3 separate regions of the Homo sapiens genome follow, and all the other regions are linked to region 1. A link is a contact called in ENCODE Hi-C or POLR2A ChIA-PET data. All regions are on one chromosome and are shown on one strand. Each heading gives the region's core, a stretch centred on a gene start or an enhancer-like site at or near the end of the contact. The rest is flanking DNA. Distances are from core to core; before and after follow the strand shown.

Region 1 (3,594 bases), core at 330-2,829:
GCTTTGAGCTCCTTCTGGATCACTGCTTTCTGCCCAAGACTGCACAAGTCAGAGTTTTCTGACTTGGAGGTTAAAAGAATAAATGAGCTCCAAGCTACAGAGGGGATCCTGGGAGCCTGGAGCTTACCAGAGATGGGGGGTGAGGGGTGCCCCCAAAAGGTCTAGATGCTTCATAGACGCCTATAGATGCAGGACTTTGAGCCCTGGCTGAGGGTCAGTGTGTTGGGAGGGCTGGTGCTTGGGGATCTGAGGGTGTTGGGTCCGGTGGAATGGACTTTGGGAGTGTAAGGTTTGAAGGATCTGTGGGCAGGGATTTGGGGGAGTGGGAGATGAGTTTTGAGTAGAGAATGGGAGATAATTGGATGTGCAGGGTTTTAGAGTATGAGAAACCAGAATTGGTGTATGAAGCAGGTGGTGGGAACCTAAGGCCAGATGATTGGGGTCTCAGGGTGGAGGCTCTGAAGAGGGTATGTCAGGGGAGGGTGGGGAACCATGAGGGGCTGGAAGTCTGAGGCCTGGGCATGGGTGAGTTTCGCCCCTGAGAGAGGCCTGGGAAGGAGGTAAGACTGGAGTCGGGGTGTGCAGGGTGGGGAGAGGGAGGGTGTGGTTCTCAGAGCTTAGAGACCCATTTCTCCATGCTCCATCTCACCCTCCCTCCCACCCTACCTATAACTCACTTCCCTGTGGCTCCAACGCCTCAAAGTATAACCACGCCCAGCCAACGCCCGGGGCACGCCTGCCAGCGCCCCAGGGCACTCACAGACACTCCTTAACACCTGCACGTGCCCCGCCCCTCCTCAGATCCGCCGCTCACTTAGCCCGGCCCCACCCCCATCAGATGAGGCTCCGCCCCCCCGGCCCCGCCAATCCCTCGCCCCCTCCACGCACACACCCCTGATCTTCCCCGCCCTCCTTCCAACCAGACTCCACCCCTCGCCCAGGCCCCGCCCTTCCTCAGACCAGGCCCTCTCTTCGCTTGACCACATCCATCCCCAGATTCCTCCTCTCTCCTGCCCAGACCCGCCCAACCTCAGACCCATCTTCTCCTTTCTACCTCCCCGACCACTCCCCCACCGCATTCCTAACCTCCACCTTGTCCCTTCTCACACCTGGCCCCGCCCTTTATCCTGCGCCCCGCCTCCTCCGCAGGCCGGACCCTTGTCCCTCCTCCTCTTGCCCTGGGCCTGCCCCTTCTTCAGACCCCGCCCCACTCCTCAGCCCAGGGACCAACCCCATCCTGCGCCTACTTGTCCTGCTTCGCCCCGTCCCCACCTATCCACAGACAATACGCCCTCTCAGCCCAGAACCGCTTCCCTTTCAGACTTGGTTCCGCCCCTCACGCCAGGGTCCCGCCCCAATCCGGCACCCCTAGCCCAGGCCCCGCCCTGGACCCACCTCTCTGCATAGCAGGCCCCTCCCTTTATCCCAGACCCGCCCCGGCCCTCCGTAGACCACGCCCCTCCGATTCCGGGCCCGCCCCAATCCTTGGTTTCTGGTCCCGGCCCCGCCCCTCCGCAGACCTGGCCCCGCCCCGCCCCCCGCGTCTCGGTTTCCCGGGCCTGCGCGCGCGGCTCCCGTCACTCGAACGCGCGACGGCGGGGGGAAGATGGCGGAGTCCGGCGGTAGCAGCGGTGGTGCTGGTGGCGGCGGCGCTTTCGGCGCGGGCCCGGGCCCCGAGCGCCCGAACAGGTGAGACCCGGCCCGCAGGATAGACCTGCACCTGTCTTGGAGCCCAGGAAACCTGTGGGCAGTCTTGGGCGTCCTGAGGGGTTGAGGGGAGGCCTGGCACGGCTCGAGGGTCTTTCGCTGAGAATTTGGACTTTACGGGGCCGTGGGGTACTGGAGGAGCCGAGGGCTACTGAGGGGGTGGCTGGAGGGGGGCTGGGTGCCCCAGGACCTCGAGGCGTCTGCAGGCGGCCCTAGGGACCTGAGAATCCTGGGGGTCTGAAGGGAAACCGAGGGGCTCTTGACTGTGGTGGGCCGTGGGGCAACTGGGGATGCCAAAGGGCCTGGGCAGCAGAGAGGGCCTGAGCAGGGGCCATGCCATGGCCAGTCTGAGGGTGGTGAGGTGTCTTGGGGGCTCTGAGGAAGGGGCTAAGGCCCAAGGCATCCTGGGAGGTGCTGAAGGGCCCCAAGGTGGCTAAAGGTGGTCCTGAGAGCGTGCTGAGGGGCGCTGGAAGGAGTAGAGACTGTGGGAGGCTCTGGGTGGGGGACTTAGGTGAATCTGGGAGTCTGAGATGGGGAGGCTGAGGGGGCCTGGGGTGGGTCTAGGGAACCTGAGGGGGGTGAGAGAACTCCAGGGGGTTTATAAAGAACATACAGAGGGTTCTTCTTTGGGGCTCCTCCCTTCCATCCCCATGGGGTCCAAATCCACATCCCCAACAGGCTAAAGGACTTACAGAAAGGTCTTGCCCTCAGACAAGGGGACAGAATTCACCCCTTTGGTCAGAGGGAGGCCCCCTTTCCCCATGGCCCAGTCCTGACATGGATTGCTTGAACGTCCAGGTTTGCATGACAATTAGTTATCATCAATAACTAATGATATGTGTGTGCATGCATTGTATTGGATTGTCAGAGGGAAAGAACACCTGCCTTAGGAGTGTGATCTCCTGCTCTTTTCCTATTGGGCAAAGCCAGACCCTCCCACCCCAGCTCCTCCTCTAGCCCAGCACCCAGGTCAGGCCAAGGAGGAAATTCAGGCTTTTTCTTGCTGGTGAGCTTCCAGGAGCCAGTAATTTCAGGCAACATGATAAATGATGAAGTTGTTTGATACTTACGTGCTGTGGAGTTTTGGACCTGTGGGCTGATTGTTGGAGGGAATGGCCTGATGGCCTGGCTGTGTGATTTGGTACTGAATGGAACACGCATGGGATGGGTGGGGAAGGGAGGAGGGATGGCTGGGCCAGGGCACAGAGGAGGCAAAGGCCCTGCCTGTTCCTGAGGATGCTGAGTGGCACCTTGAGACTTAGGTCTGTGGGCATTGAATCTGGTCTGCCAGAGGGGCCATGGGGAACCCAGGAGGTGTGTGTCCAGAGGGGTGACCAGCCTCCTGGGGTAGGTGTGGGGCAAGATTGTCCTGCAGTAGGGAGCCAGGAGATGTCAGAGGATTTTCAGAGATATTCAGGGAGTGGCCAGGGCTTGAAAATTGGGTATCAGTTGGCAAGTAAGGGACAGGGAAGAGGGACAGTGAACCCCAGGTCCCTGCCTTGGGCACTGGAGTGGGATAACCTGGGGCTAGGGCTTTTTTTATTTTTATTTTTTTGAAACCCCGTCTCGCTCTGTCACCCAGGTATCTAGGCTGGAGTGCAGTGACGCCACCAAGGCTCACCGCAGCCTCAAACTCCTGGACTCAAGTGATCCTCCCACCTCAGCCTCCTGAGTAGCTGGGACTACAGGTGTGCACCACCACACTTGGCTAATTTTTAAATTTTTTGTAAAGACCAGGTCTTGCTCTGTTGCCAGGCTGGTCTCAAACTCTTGGGCTCAAGCAATCTTCTTGCCTCACCCCTCACTAAGTGCTGAGATTACAGATGTGAGCCACCATGCTGGGCATGGCTCTTTTTTTATAAACAGCTTTATCAAGATATAATTAAT
Region 2 (3,594 bases), core at 534-3,033, 770 kb after region 1:
ATACCGAGTCACCTGTTTGAGAATAAGACTGTTTTGTTTGTTTGGTTTCTGAATTTGAACATTTGAATTTCTTTGTAGCAAAGCAAAGCAAATTGGTGACATAACTGGGTCAGGGAAAGTGATTGGGAGTCAACAGTTTGTATTTTGTATCATTTTTAGGTTGAATTCTCTTTTGGCCTAGGGGAGGTTGTGCCAGATGTTGCATTAAGTAGTGGGAAGATTTTGGGGGGCAGGGCGGTGTGTTTGGGGAGGTGTGAGGTGGCGGGGTGGAATAAACTACAAAAAGTTGACAATTGTATGTAGAACTCAACACAGAATTAGGAGCTTTTTTGAACTCTGTTTAAGGGGACATACAGCAGAAAAACAATTTTTTTTTTTTTTAGAAAAACAATTTTGTAAAATTTGTTCTACATGAAGTGTTTTTCAGGTTTGCGGTTGAGACCCAATTATTCTTGGGCGTTACATTGATTTTCTTTTCAAATGAAGTAGAATAGAAATAACAGTACAGGCTGGGTGCAGTGGCTTATGCCTGTAATCCCAGCATTTTGGGAGGCCGATGCGAACAGATCACGACATCAGGAGATGGAGACCATCCTGGCCAAGATGGTGAAACCCCGTCTCTACTAAAATACAAAAAAAAAATTGCCGGGTGTGATGGAACGCGCCTGTAATCCCAGCTACTGGGGAGGCTGAGGCAGGGGAATCCGTGAACCTGGGAAGTGGAGGTTGCAGTGAGCCGAGATAGCGCCACTGCACCACTCCAGCCTGGCGACAGAGCAAGACTCTGTCTCCAAAAAAAAGAAAAAAGAAAACAGTACGTTGCATGTGGTAAATTTATGTTTGGTGAAACTTTTGTTTCAGTTGTACATATAGATTTATTAGGGTATGCGATAAAGCATGTCACCACCACTCTTCAGGAGTCTAGGTGTCTCATCAGGAATCGTTTGTTTTAAAACAACATGAAAAGAGGCGGTTTTGGGGATTCCTCAGAACCTGATTTTGGTATTGAGAGCCTTCTTGTGGTAGATTTTCCATGAACTTGATATTTTCCCTATTGAAATTGTATTTCGCTTTATGTAGTTTAACATCTCCAAAGTCCATTCTCTTTCAGGCTTTCATTCTGTCTCCTGTGTTTCCTCCTTGTTACTGGAGAGGGAGGGGTGCAGATTTGCTTTCTTGAGGGGTTTTCACCTTCTCCCTGAGGCACGAGGGCAGATTGGGAGGTAACTGGAGAGGGAGAGCAGTCGTCCCCAAGTGTCTTGAGGTGGGTGGGTCTGGAGCTTTCTTTGTAGAATTCTGTTCACTGCACTGGAGAAGTGATCGTTCAGCCGATCCACACCCCGCCCTCCCCACAGACACCGGGGCCGAAGTTCCCAGAGAAGAGCTTCCGCGTGACGACCCCGCGGGGGTGACATTCTAACCCGCGTTTCAGAGGCAACCCTGAGTTGCTTGAGGTCGCCCAGCTCAGCTGGCGCGAGGTCAGCAGTGAGCGCGTCGTGAGTCAGCCTTGGGTGCGGCCCGCCCGGCTTTGCCGCCGGTGAGTTGGCCACGACCCTTCGGCCTGCGGAGGGCGCTGGGACTCGGCGGGGAGGGAGCCAGCCGGAGCCCGCGTGGGAAACCAGCGCGCCCAACGAGGTGTCGCGTGGGAGCGCGCCGGAGAGGGGCGGTGCTTCCGGGGCGGTACCGTCCGGCCCCGCCCCCTCAACTCAGGGGCCCGCCTTCTACGCCTGGAACCCCGCCCACGAGCTCCTCCCTTCTCGTCAGGCCCCGCCCCTCGGTCGCCACGCCCCGCCCAGCCGGGCGCGGGCGGGCGGCGTCGCCTTTAAGAGCTCCCCGGTGTTTTGGGGGCCGCGGGCCGGGCGCGCTGACCTGGTGCGCATGTCCCGGGCGGTGACGCCGGCGCCGGGCTCCATGTGTGCGGCCGAGGGGCGCATTATCTGGCCGGCGGCGCGGGCGGGCGGGCGGACCGGCGCAGCGAGCGCCGCGGGCCCGGGCGGCCCCACAGGCGGAACGAGCGCGCGCGGCCCGGCGTCCCCGGCCCCTCCGCCGCCCGGCCCCGCGGGCGACCCCGGACCAGCAGCCCCCGTAACCTGCGCGCTGCCCTAGGGCCCGGCCGACCCGCGGCCCGGTAAGTTCTGGACCAAACTTGGCGGGGGGCGGGGGCTGGGGACGCACGGCTGAGACTGGAGCGGCGCGGGCCGCGCAGGGTCGGGGCCTCGGGGGGCTCTGAAGGACCCCTGCATGAGCGTGGAAAAGTGAGAGCGAGCGAGTTCTACTCCTTGTATTCTGGGAGCGTCTTCTTGCGCTGCCCTGGAAAGTTCCTTGCCCCGAGGCGGCCCGGGCACGTGGGGGCCGGGCGGGGGTCCCGGAAAGTCGCGGCGTCGCCCCGCTTCCGTCCTGCGCTTCCTGCGGGGTCGGGGGAAGGGCTGGGCCGCGAGGCGCCTCTTCCGAGTGGTCGGGACGGGTGGAGGCGGCGGGAAGACGGCACGTGGGCGCGCGGGGCGGGGGTCCCGCTCAGGGGCGGGGGTCCGGGGCGGGTTGGGCAGCAACGCTGAACCCCGCGGCGGCGGCGGCGGCGGCGGCGGCGGATCCCGTGTCAGAATAAGAGTCCCCGCGCGCCCACGCCTGGAGGGCCGGCCCTCCCCCAGCTCGCGCCCTTCCTGCCTAACCCCCGGGAGCCGCGGGACCCTTTCCCCTCTCTGATCTCCGGCCTTTCTCAAGGCCCGACACTTTAAATTTGCCTCCCCATCTAGGCGGTGGCTCCATTGATTTCTTTTTTCCCACCTAGAGTGGGTCGGCATCAGTGACTAGACAGCAGCAGCTGGCCTTTTAAAGGGATTATTGCCAAGAATCGGAATTGATCACTTCAACAAGGAAAGGCTTATGGGCAGGGCCCAGGCTGAGAGCCTGACGGACACTTGGATTGTGCGCACACTGGGACCCAGAAATGAATGGTGACCCCTCCCTTAGGAAGTGAATGACAACCCTTAGGTGCGTGTTTCTGCCCTGAGAATTTTGCACAGGGCAAAATTTTGTAGGTCTGACTTAACGTCTTTAGGTGTATAGTTCATCCTTATCTTAAGAGCTGTGGATTCTTTAGATCAAAGTCCGAGTGAGTCACTTGAGCCTTTAATTTTCTTTCTTCCTACCAGTTTACTTCTTTCAGTTTTCTTGGAGTACATAGTGCTGGTTACATCTCTGGTTCTGTGTGCCCATTCACACAGTGACACCTCCTGGCTGTGGCAGCACAGAAACTGAGAGCCCTCTGTGCGGGTGTCTCAGTCTTGGACTGTAGTCCTGTTGACTGACTTAACTCTTCTGGTAGTCGTTACAAGTTTTCTTTTAAACTAGATTACATGAAATAATGTTTGTTGGCACCAGTTTGTTAACATATGCTAAGCAGTAGTTTGTCAGACCTGACCACAAGCTGTGGAGGGCTGATAGCTCATACTAGCCCTCGGGTTTGAGTGCCTACTGTGTGCTAAGCTCCCCTGCACAGACATATTCAGTGCCTATAACAATCCCGTGGGGAGTAGGGAAGTATTATCTGCGCTTTACAGGTCAGGAAATTGGGGCTGCTGGAGGCCAGGCGGC
Region 3 (3,594 bases), core at 1,095-3,594, 680 kb after region 1:
TGGAGTGCAATGGCGCGATCTTGGCTCACTGCAATCTCCACCTCCAGAGTTCCAGCGATTCTCCTGCCTCAGCCTCCCGAGTATCTGGGACTACAGGCATCTGCCGCCATGCCTGGCTAATTTTTTCATATTTTTAGTAGAGATGGGGCTTCACCATGTTGGCCAGGCTGGTCTCGAATTCCTGACCTCAAGTGATCCACCCACCTCAGCCTCCCAAAGTGCTGGGATTACAGGCGTGAGCCACCACACCCAGCCGTTTTTTTTGTTTTGTTTTGTTTTTTTGAGACAGGGTCTCGCTGAGTTGCCCAGGCAGGAGTGCAGTTGCATGATCGTAGCTCACTGCATCCTCAAACTCCTGGGCTCTAGAGATTCTCCCACCTCAGCCACCCGAGTGGCTAGGACTACAGGCACACTCTACCAGGCCTAGCTATTTTCTTTTATTTTTTGTAGAGACAGGTTCTTGCTATGTTCCCCAGGCTAATCTTGAACTCCTGTCCTCAAGGGAGCCTCCCATTTAAGCCTCCCAAAATGCTGAGATTTTAGGCATGGATCACCACACCTAGCCAATATCCACAGGGTCGTTTTATTTTCATCCTGGCTACTAGGTAATCATTCTGGCCAGAGAATCCACAGGCAACAAGACCAGGGAGGCTCACTGGCTCCAAGCAACAGACAATGATGTCTTCAGACTAGGGTGATAGTATGGAGACAGGGAAGACACCTCAGAGGTTCCCCATGGGACTCAGAATAAAATCCAAATTTTAAAAGTCTGAGCCGGGCATGGTGACTCACACCTGTAATCCCAGCACCTGGGAGGCTGAAGCAGGCAGATCACTTGAGGTCAGGAGATCGAGACCAGCCTGGCCAACATGGTGATACCCCGTCTCTACTAAAAATACACAAAAACACTGGCCAGGTGCGGTGGCCGGCGCCTGTAATCCCAGCTACTCAGGAGGCTGAGGCAGAAGAATGGCTTGAACCCGGGAGGTAGAGGTTGCAGTCAGCCGACATCGTGCCACTGCACTCCAGCCTGGGCGACAGAGCGAAACTCCGCTTCAACAAAAAGAAAAAAAGAATTCTAAAAGGCCATTTTCAAGGCCCCGCCAGATGGTTCCCCTCCCTTCTGCTTCATCCTTGACATTCTTCAAAAGGACAAGCCCATCCTACCAGGGCCTCTGCATTTACTGGCCCCCCTCTGTGTGGAAGGCTCCACCCTCCAGGGATTCCCATAGCTGGCATTCATTGTCTTAACTCAAATGTCCTCTGCTTGAAAAGGCCTTTCCCTGGGCCAGGTGTGGTGGCTCACACCTTTACGTAACCCCAGCACTTTAAGAGGCTGAGATGGGAGGATCGCTTGAGCCTAGGAATTCCAGACCTGCATGGGAAACGTGGCAACACAAAAAACACACAAATTCGCTGTGTGGTGGCGCGCATCTGTGGTCTCAGCTACTAGGGAGGCTGAGGTGGGAGGATCACCTGAACCCAGGGAGCCACAGTGAGCCACTGCACTACAGCCTGGGCGACAAAGTGAGACCCTGTCTCAAAAAAAAAAAAAAAAAAAAAAAGAAAGAAAGAAAGAAAAGGTCTTTCCTGACTACCCAATATCAGAAGCCTCCACTCTGATCATATCATACGTAACCTCACATCATACGTAAGTTTTTGTAAATATTTTCTCATTAATGCACTGACACCCCAGTAGAAAGCAACCTCCAGGAAGGCAGGGCCCTGTTTCGGTCACCGCTGCATGCGTAGCGCCCAGCACACTGCTTGGCACACAGTGAGCACGCCCTAAGTATCTGCTGATGGGTAAATGCATTCTATTCTGGGGAAGCAGAAAGGCCAAGGCTTGCAGCAAAGTGAGGGTCAAAAGACGCGGGAAAGTGTGTCAAGGGAGCCTCAAAGCACTTCGGAAAAGCAGCTTTTCCAGAAAGCGGGACACAGGCCAGAGGCCAGCTGCGACGAAAAGAGGGGTGCAGGGACAGCCCAAGGTTGTCGCCGTATTGGGGAACGGAGGTTGGAGCAGCCCTGAAGGCGGTTGTTTCGGAAACGGGACGCAGGGCCGAGCCGGGTGGCGGCCTCTACGGAGATCCGTGCGTCCTCAGCAAACCAAGCGGGGGCGGCCAGCAACCTGGGTCTGGGGTCTCGAGAAACCAAGAGGTGCAGAAGCCGACGCTGTGGGCTGCCCCGGGGCTGAAGCGAGGGATCCACGGGTCGCAGCAGGACGGACCCGAGGAGTCAGGGGAGACACCTAGCCCCAGGGACCCAGGCGGCCGCCTGAGAGGAGGCGGGGGCTGTTACCTGCAACATCCCGGTTGTCCATCTTGAGACTCATCCAATCCCACAATGCTCCGGCGCCCCTTAAGGGGCCCTGTTATAGTGTGCATCGCCTGATGGGAGATGTAGTCCGCCTCGGTCAGACTCGCCCTATTACTGCGTGAACGACTGGGTTTTTTTTTTTTTAACCTCCAGAAACGGAAGCCTCAGCCTATCAGCGATGCCTAAGTCCCAGTCACGATAACCAAACGGCGTCGCCCTTTTACACCTTCCCGGAGCGGCAGTCATCCCAAATACAAACTACATGTTCCAGGATGCTTTGGGCGGCAGATCTCGCGGAAGCCGCGAGGAGAGCCCGGCCCCGTCTCGCGCGCCTGCTTCCGCCTCCCTGTGGCGGCGGCTTGTTGTTGTGGAGGCCAAAATGGCGGCTCAGGCGGCGGCAGCGGCCCAGGCGGCGGCGGCCCAGGCTGCGCAGGCCGAGGCGGCCGACTCGTGGTACCTGGCGCTTCTGGGCTTCGCTGAGCACTTCCGCACTTCCAGCCCGCCCAAAATCCGCCTGTGCGTGCACTGCCTGCAGGCCGTGTTCCCCTTCAAGCCGCCGCAGCGCATCGAGGCCCGTACACACCTGCAGCTGGGCTCCGTTCTCTATCACCACACCAAGAACAGCGAGCAGGCGCGCAGCCACCTGGAGAAGGCGGTGAGCGCGGGCCGGGCCGCGAGGGAGGAGTCGCGGGCTCCTTGCAAGATCTGGGCTGACGGGTCGCGACCGCGGCGGGTGGGGGGCCGCTCCTCGGCGACCTGGGGGCGCGACCTCCGTCAAAGCCGCAGGACCCCCACCCGCCTCTGCCGGACCCCAAAGCCACCAGCCTCTCAAGGGACACGAAAGCCTCGCCCCCCACGCCTTATTTCCCGTTTCTGGTGACAGGGCTCCAGGAGCCCCGTCACCGTACTCTGAAAGTTGCCTGTTATTGGGAGCAACAGGATCCGCAAATCGTCTGGTTTTCAGGAGGATCCCACCTGTTGGTGGCGATGGGGACATCACAGGGTCCTGAAGCTATTAGCTCCTCCTGGTTCAGCTTCCGGAGCATCAGCCCCAAACGCTTCCACCTAAAGTGACTTGGGGTAGGGGTTGGCGAAGGCGAGACCCCTGGCATTCTCCCGGGAATCTGAAGTCTGGTCTCTCAGGAACCTGGAAGGGCATGATTCTCCTTGGACACAGAAGTTTGGTAATCGTGGTTTTTGGAGGGTCTTGTGCCCCCATCAATAATGCCTGGTGTCGTACGAGGGAAGCTGAGACCCGGAGTCTGGAGTTGGTCATTT

What was found. Hi-C counts contacts between places; a loop is a spot of excess contacts on that map. ChIA-PET counts read pairs that join two places held with the same protein, here RNA polymerase II (POLR2A). Pooled maps may share reads with other maps.
Region 2: a map of naive thymus-derived CD4-positive, alpha-beta T cell shows a loop between it and region 1 (10-fold over the local background). The contact joins the promoter of GATAD2A here to the promoter of KLHL26 in region 1. A Hi-C loop is called at or near these places in 1 of 168 maps with a recorded cell type or tissue (naive thymus-derived CD4-positive, alpha-beta T cell), 1 of 37 single-sample maps with no recorded cell type and 7 of 50 pooled maps. POLR2A ChIA-PET finds 5 or more read pairs at or near these places in 1 of 52 experiments (GM10248).
Region 3: a map of CD8-positive, alpha-beta T cell shows a loop between it and region 1 (7-fold over the local background). The contact joins the promoter of SUGP1 here to the promoter of KLHL26 in region 1. A Hi-C loop is called at or near these places in 2 of 168 maps with a recorded cell type or tissue (CD8-positive, alpha-beta T cell and gastrocnemius medialis), 1 of 37 single-sample maps with no recorded cell type and 9 of 50 pooled maps.

Annotation. Positions count from the first base shown.
Region 1 is chr19:18,635,449-18,639,042 of GRCh38, forward strand. It overlaps KLHL26 (kelch like family member 26), which reads left to right and starts at 1,580. Exons shown (of 3, transcript NM_018316.3): 1 at 1,580-1,689. The coding sequence starts at 1,607. RefSeq lists silencers at 725-914, 955-1,034, 1,045-1,204, 1,255-1,764 and enhancers at 1,251-1,545, 1,504-2,018, 2,019-2,533.
Region 2 is chr19:19,403,892-19,407,485 of GRCh38, forward strand. It overlaps GATAD2A (GATA zinc finger domain containing 2A), which reads left to right and starts at 1,784. Exons shown (of 12, transcript NM_001384528.1): 1 at 1,784-2,128. RefSeq lists enhancers at 940-1,848, 1,286-1,345, 1,849-2,755 and silencers at 1,466-2,015, 2,576-2,655.
Region 3 is chr19:19,318,165-19,321,758 of GRCh38, forward strand. SUGP1 (SURP and G-patch domain containing 1) reads right to left here and starts at 2,345. Exons shown (of 14, transcript NM_172231.4): 1 at 2,299-2,345. The coding sequence starts at 2,332. MAU2 (MAU2 sister chromatid cohesion factor) reads left to right here and starts at 2,665. Exons shown (of 19, transcript NM_015329.4): 1 at 2,665-2,971. The coding sequence starts at 2,696. RefSeq lists enhancers at 2,213-2,262, 2,283-2,772, 2,481-3,452 and a silencer at 2,824-3,045.